Regions from separate parts of the Homo sapiens genome. Here region 1 is linked to region 2. A link is an interaction called in ENCODE POLR2A ChIA-PET data of the cell type or tissue named here. Cell type or tissue: OCI-LY7. All regions are shown on one strand. Links, peaks and the distances in the headings refer to the core of each region. The heading gives the core; the rest is flanking DNA. Region 1 has its middle 23 kb from the start of APBB1IP. Region 2 overlaps APBB1IP (amyloid beta precursor protein binding family B member 1 interacting protein).

Region 1 (2,917 bases), core at 296-2,795, 130 kb after region 2:
CAAAGCCTCTGGAGATAACCAGGATGGTAAAGCTAGACAGGACACCCACTAATCTTTTTTATCCATTTCGAAGTCTTTTGTAATTTTTCCTGACACTTTCTATCTTCACCCAGTTTCACATGGTGAGCCTAGTCCTGTTCTCTGCTACAAGAAGTCTAGCCAGCTACAGTTACATTTACTTGGTTTTATCTAATTGCCTTCTTGACCTTTCCACTTGAGTATTTAAGAGGTATGACATGGATAAAACTGAACTTTTGATTTTTTTCTTAAGCCAATTCTACCCCTAGTTTTTCTCATCTCAGTAAAAGGCATCTCTTCAGTCCAAAACCCATGAACCATCATTGGTTATTTATTCTTCCTCATCTAATGAATTAGCATGTCTTTATTATATATCCTTTTCTTTGTCTCTATCCTCACTTACTTAGACCAAGCCCCATGAACTATTCCTCGGGCCACTTCAATAACTTCTCAGCTGGTCTTTTTCCTTACCCTCTCACTCTCAATCCATTTTCCACACAGTAGGATGCATTAGTTTTTAAAAATATAGACAAGTAACATTTACCAATGCTTTTGTAGAGACAAGGTCCCCTATGTTGCCCAGGCAGATCTCAAACTCCTGGGCTCAAGCCATCTTCCCACCTCAGCCTCCCAAAGTGCTGCGATGAGAGGATTAAGTCACCACGCTTGGCAAATAAATCATTTTAAAACAGTCCTATGCTGGGCTATTATTGCTGCTATCTTTCTTTTATAAATGAGAAACATGACATGTGGATTTTAAATAATATGCCTACACCCACCCATGTAATAAATGGTAGAAATGATATTTAAATCTAGGTCGTCTGATTCTGGAGCTTGGACTATTAACCACTGTATGTCCTGCCTCCCTAAACAAGTCAGATTTGTCATTCCTTGCTTACATTAAATTTAAACTTGCTCTTGTACTTGGAATAAAACTTGGACTCCTTGCCAGACTTACAAGATCTGACGCCAACCCCACCTCTCCAACCTCATCTCGTTGCTCTCTCTCCCCATAGCAAACCAAATTCAAGCCATACTGGCATTTTCTTCTCTCTTCCTGAGTATTTATTTATGTAATGACAAGTCTTGCTCTGTTACCCACGCTGGAGTGCAGGGGTGCCATTGTAGCTCACTGCAGCCTCAAACTCCTGACCTCAAGGGATCCTCCCGCCTTGGCCTCCCAGAGTGCTTCGATTACAGGCATGAGCCCCCACATCTGGTCTTTTCCTGAATATTGAGAACCGCTTTGCTGCTTAGAATGCACACCTCCTGGCTCTTTGCTGAGTGGTGTCTCTGACCTTTGCAGTCTCAGCTTAAAGAAGTCCTCTTGCTCCTGTTGGGTGAGCTCCCTGAAGACACCGGGGCATAGCTGTAGTAGGGGTTAGTGGGTGTGTGGGAGGTAGAGAGCGGAGGGAACGTAGGGAGTCTTCATTTCTCCAAGCACATTGTTCTAAATTGGTTCTTCCTTTTCTAAGAGAGGTAGTGTGAAGTAGTCAGTTTAAACACCCAGATCAGACTGTGAAACATGAGAAGAAAGAGGTCAGAAGATCACTTTATGGTCTTACCAGCACCTGGACTGTAAAATGACACCAATCATAATGCCTTCCTGCCCTCATCACAAGGTTGGTGTGCAGATGGCAACATATTCAAGATGGCTTTGACAGCTGTAAACAGGAACAGATGTGAGTAACTTCAGGCCAATGTGACCTTCACACTCTAGTGGTGCCTTCACTTGTGAATTGTGCCCAGGACCAGGCAGTGAGGCCAACATGCTTAGAGAAGACCTCGATGAGCATGTCATTGTCCCATTCTGGGGACCTCAAAGACTCTGCACTCTATTTCTGCTCATGCAGCAATCTTCAGACACTATGCAATATTCTTCCAATGAACATAGCAAATAAATACATTTCATTTTATTATTATTATTGTTATTTTGAGACAGTCCTGCTCTGTCGCCCAGGCTGGAGTGTAGTGGCCCGATTATAGCTCATTGTAACCTTGAACTCCCAGACTCAAACGATCCTCCCACCTCAGCCTCTTTAGTAGCTGGGACTACAGGTATATGTTACCATGCCCAACTAATTATTCTAATGTTTTGTTGAGCTGGGATCTCACTATGTTGCCCAGGCTGGTCTCAAACTCTTGGCCTAAAATGATCCTCCCACGTCAGCCTCCCAGAGCACTGAGATTATAGACATGAGCCACCACACCAGGTAGAAACACATTTTATTTATTTATGTTATAGAGATGGGGTCTTGCTATGTTGCCCAGGCTGATTTTGAACTCCTGCGCTCAAGAAATCCTCCTGTTTCAGCTTCCGAAAGTCCTGGGATTACAGGCGTCAGCCATTGTGCCCAGCCAGAAATACACTTTATTTATTTATTTAGAGATGGAGTCTCGCTGTGTTGCCCAGGCTGGAGTGCAATGGTGCGATCTTGGCTCACTGCAACCTCCATCTCCCAGGTTCAAGTGATTCTCCTGCCTCAGTCTCCCAGGTAGCTGGGATTACAGGCGCCTGCCACCATGCCCAGCTAATTTTGTATTTTCAGTAGAGATGGGGTTTTACCATGTTAGTCAGGCTGGCCTCTAACTCCTGACCTCAGGTGATCCACCTACCTCGTCTTCTCAAAGTGCTGGAATTACTGGTGTGAGCCACCACACCTGGCCCAGACATACACTTTAAATGAGAAACTTTTCTCTTGTTTACGTTAGTCTAGAATTCCCTTCTACCCTCTAACCTTTAGTCTATTTCTCTGCCTTCCTCTCCTCTCTCCCTACCTTCTCTCCTTCCTCCCACCCTCTCCTTCTTCATTCCCTCCCATCTTTGCCAAGATTAAAGAAGGAATCTGGTCAAAGTGGAAAACTCCATATGAAAAAATGAATTTCAAGCACAGAAAAA
Region 2 (2,917 bases), core at 142-2,641:
CATAGTCAAAGGAGAAAAAAGGAAAAAAATGAAAAGGAATAAAGAAAAAATTACATGACCCATGGGACATCATCAAAAGAGCAAATCTACATGTAACTAACTTTAAAGAGAGAGTAAAGAATGAAAAGGGATAGAAAGCTTATTCAAATAAATAATAATAGAAAAGCTTCCAAATCAGAAGAAAGATACAAATATCCAGGCACAGGAAGGTCAAAGGTCACCAATCAGATTCAACCTAAATAAGAATACTCCAATATATATCATAATCAAATTCTCAAAGGTCAAAGACAAAGCGATGCACCTGAAAGCAGCAAGAAAAAAAAAGCAAATAACACATAAGGGAATTCTAATATGCCTGGCAGCAGACTTAGCAGAAACCTTGCAGGCCAAGAAAGAGTGGGACAATATATTCAGAGTGATGAAAGATTAAAAAAAAGATTAAAAAAAAAACCAAGAATACTGTACCCAGAAAAGCTATTCTTCAGAAATGAAGGAGATAAAGACTTTTTCAGCCAAAGAAAGCTCTCAAATAAACAATCTAATGATGCATCTCAAGGAACTAGAAAAAATAAGAACAAACTAAACCCCAAATTAGTAGGAGAAAAGAAATAATAAAGATCAGAGCACAAATAAATGAAATAGAGATTAATTTCATTCATTTGAAAAAGAAATATTAAGGCTAAAAGAGGCTAAAACACAAATATTAATAAAACAAAGAGTAAGTTTTTTGAAAAAATAAAATTGAGAAACCTTTAGCTAGTCTAAGAAAAAAAGAAAGATGACTGAAAGAAATAAAATGAAAGATGAAAAGAAAGACATTACAACTGATACTACAGAAATACAAAAGATCATAAAAACTACTATAAATAATTACACACTAGCAAAATGGAAAACCTAGGAAAACATGACTAAAATCCTAGATGCATATAACCTACCATGATTGAAACAGGAAGAAACAGAAAACCTAAAAAGACCAACAATGAGTAATGAAATTGAAGCTGTAATAAAAAGTCTCTTATCAAAGAAAAGCCCAGGACCTGATGGCTTCACTGCTGAGTTCTAGAAACATATAAAGACTAATTCTTCACAAACTATTTCAGAAAATTGAAAAGGAGGAAACTCTTCCAAACTCATTCTATGAGGCCTACATTATCCCAATTCCAAAACCAAACATGGACACAACAAAAAAGAAAACCTTCAGGCCAACATCCCTGATGAACATAGATACAAAAGTCCTCAAAAAAATACTAGCAATCCAAATTAAATAGCATATTTAAAAGACCATTCATCATGATCAAGTGGGATTCATCCCAGCAATACAAGGATAGTTTAGCATATACAAATCAATAAATGTGACACATCACATTAACAGAATAAAGATTAAAAACCAAATGCTTATTTCAACAGATGCAGAAAAAGCATTTGACAAAAATTCAGCATCTCAACAAATTAGGTATAGAAGAAACATACTTCAACGTAATAAAGTTTATATATGTTAAACCCACAGCCAACATCACCCTGAATGGGAAAAAATTAGAAGCTTTTTCCCTAAGATCTCAAACAAGATAAGGATGCCCACTTTCACTGCTACTATTCTGCATAGTACTGGAACTCTTAGCGAGACCAACTAGGCAAGAGAAAGAAAGAAAAGGCATCCAAATTGGAAAGGAGGAAGTCAAATGGTCTCTGTTTGCAGACAACATGATCTCATATGTAGAAAATCTCAAAGACTCCACCAAAAAAACTGTTAGAACTAATAAACAAATGCAGTAAAGTTTCACGATAGAAAATCGGCATACAAAAATTAGTAGCATTTCTATTCAACAGTAGCCAACTATCTGAAAATCAAGAAAGCAATCCCATTACAATACCTACACAAAAATAAAATACCTAGAAATAAATTTAACCAAGGAGGAGAAAGAGCTCTATGACGAAAACTATAAAACAGTGATAAAAGAAGGTGAAGAGGATATAAATGGAAAGATATCCCGTGTTCATAAATTGGAAGAATTAATATTGTTATAATGTCCATGCTACCAAAAGTAATTTACAGATTCAAAGCAATCCCTTGAACAATGAGAACACATGGACACAGGAAGGGGAACATCACACACCGGGGCCTGTTGTGGGGTCGGGGGAGGGGGGAGGGATAGCATTAGGAGACATACCTAATGTTAAATGACGAGTTAATGGGTGCAGCACACCAACATGGCACATGTATACATATGTAACTAACCTGCACGTTGTGCACATGTACCCTAAAACTTGAAGTATAATAATAAAAAAAAATTTTAATGTCATACTTCACACAGAAATAGAAAAAAGCAATCCTCAAATTTATGTGGAAACACAGACTCCAAATAGCCAAAGCAACCTTGAGCAAAAAGAACAAAGCTGGAGGAGTCACAAACTGATTTCAAAATATACTACAAATCTATAGCAGTGTGGTATTGGCATAAAAACAGACACATAGACCAATGGAACAAGATAGAGAGTCCAGAAATAAATCAATGCATTTAGAGCCAACTGATTTTCAACAAAGGTGTCCCCCACAAAAGAAAAAGAAGAAGAAAAACAAACCAAAAAAGTCACATTGAGGGAAAGATAGTGTCTTCAATAAACAGTGTTGGGTTAACTGGATATCTACATGCAAAGCGTGTAACTTGACCCCTATTTCTCACCATAAACAAAAATCGACCCAAAATAGATTAGTTAATATATGACCCAAAACTGGCCGGGCGCAGTGGCTCATGCCTGTAATCCCAGCACTTTGAGAGGCCGAGGTAGGCGAATCACCTGAAGTCAGGGGTTCGAGACCAGCCTGGCTAACATGGTGAAACCCCATCACTACTAAAAAATACAAAAAAATTAGCTGGGAGTGGTGGCGCGTTCCTGTAATCCCAGCTACTCGGGAGGC

What was found. ChIA-PET counts read pairs that join two places held together with the same protein. Peaks named below come from ENCODE experiments on the same cell type or tissue, not always from the same donor. Only the 100,000 strongest peaks of a DNase experiment are listed, where the experiment ranks them.
Region 1: POLR2A ChIA-PET joins it to region 2 with 8 read pairs; 2 of 35 experiments call an interaction of 5 or more read pairs at or near these places.

The regions. Positions count from the first base shown.
Region 1 is chr10:26,414,214-26,417,130 of GRCh38, reverse strand. No RefSeq gene overlaps it. Among named protein-coding and RNA genes, the nearest start is that of APBB1IP, 23 kb to the left of the region's middle. In OCI-LY7, for the core only: no CTCF peak of the experiment used is centred there; a DNase peak (open chromatin) is centred at 1,660.
Region 2 is chr10:26,547,560-26,550,476 of GRCh38, reverse strand. The region is part of intron 11 of APBB1IP (amyloid beta precursor protein binding family B member 1 interacting protein); the gene reads right to left. Among named protein-coding and RNA genes, the nearest start is that of LINC03028, 30 kb to the left of the region's middle. In OCI-LY7, for the core only: no CTCF peak of the experiment used is centred there; no DNase peak of the experiment used is centred there.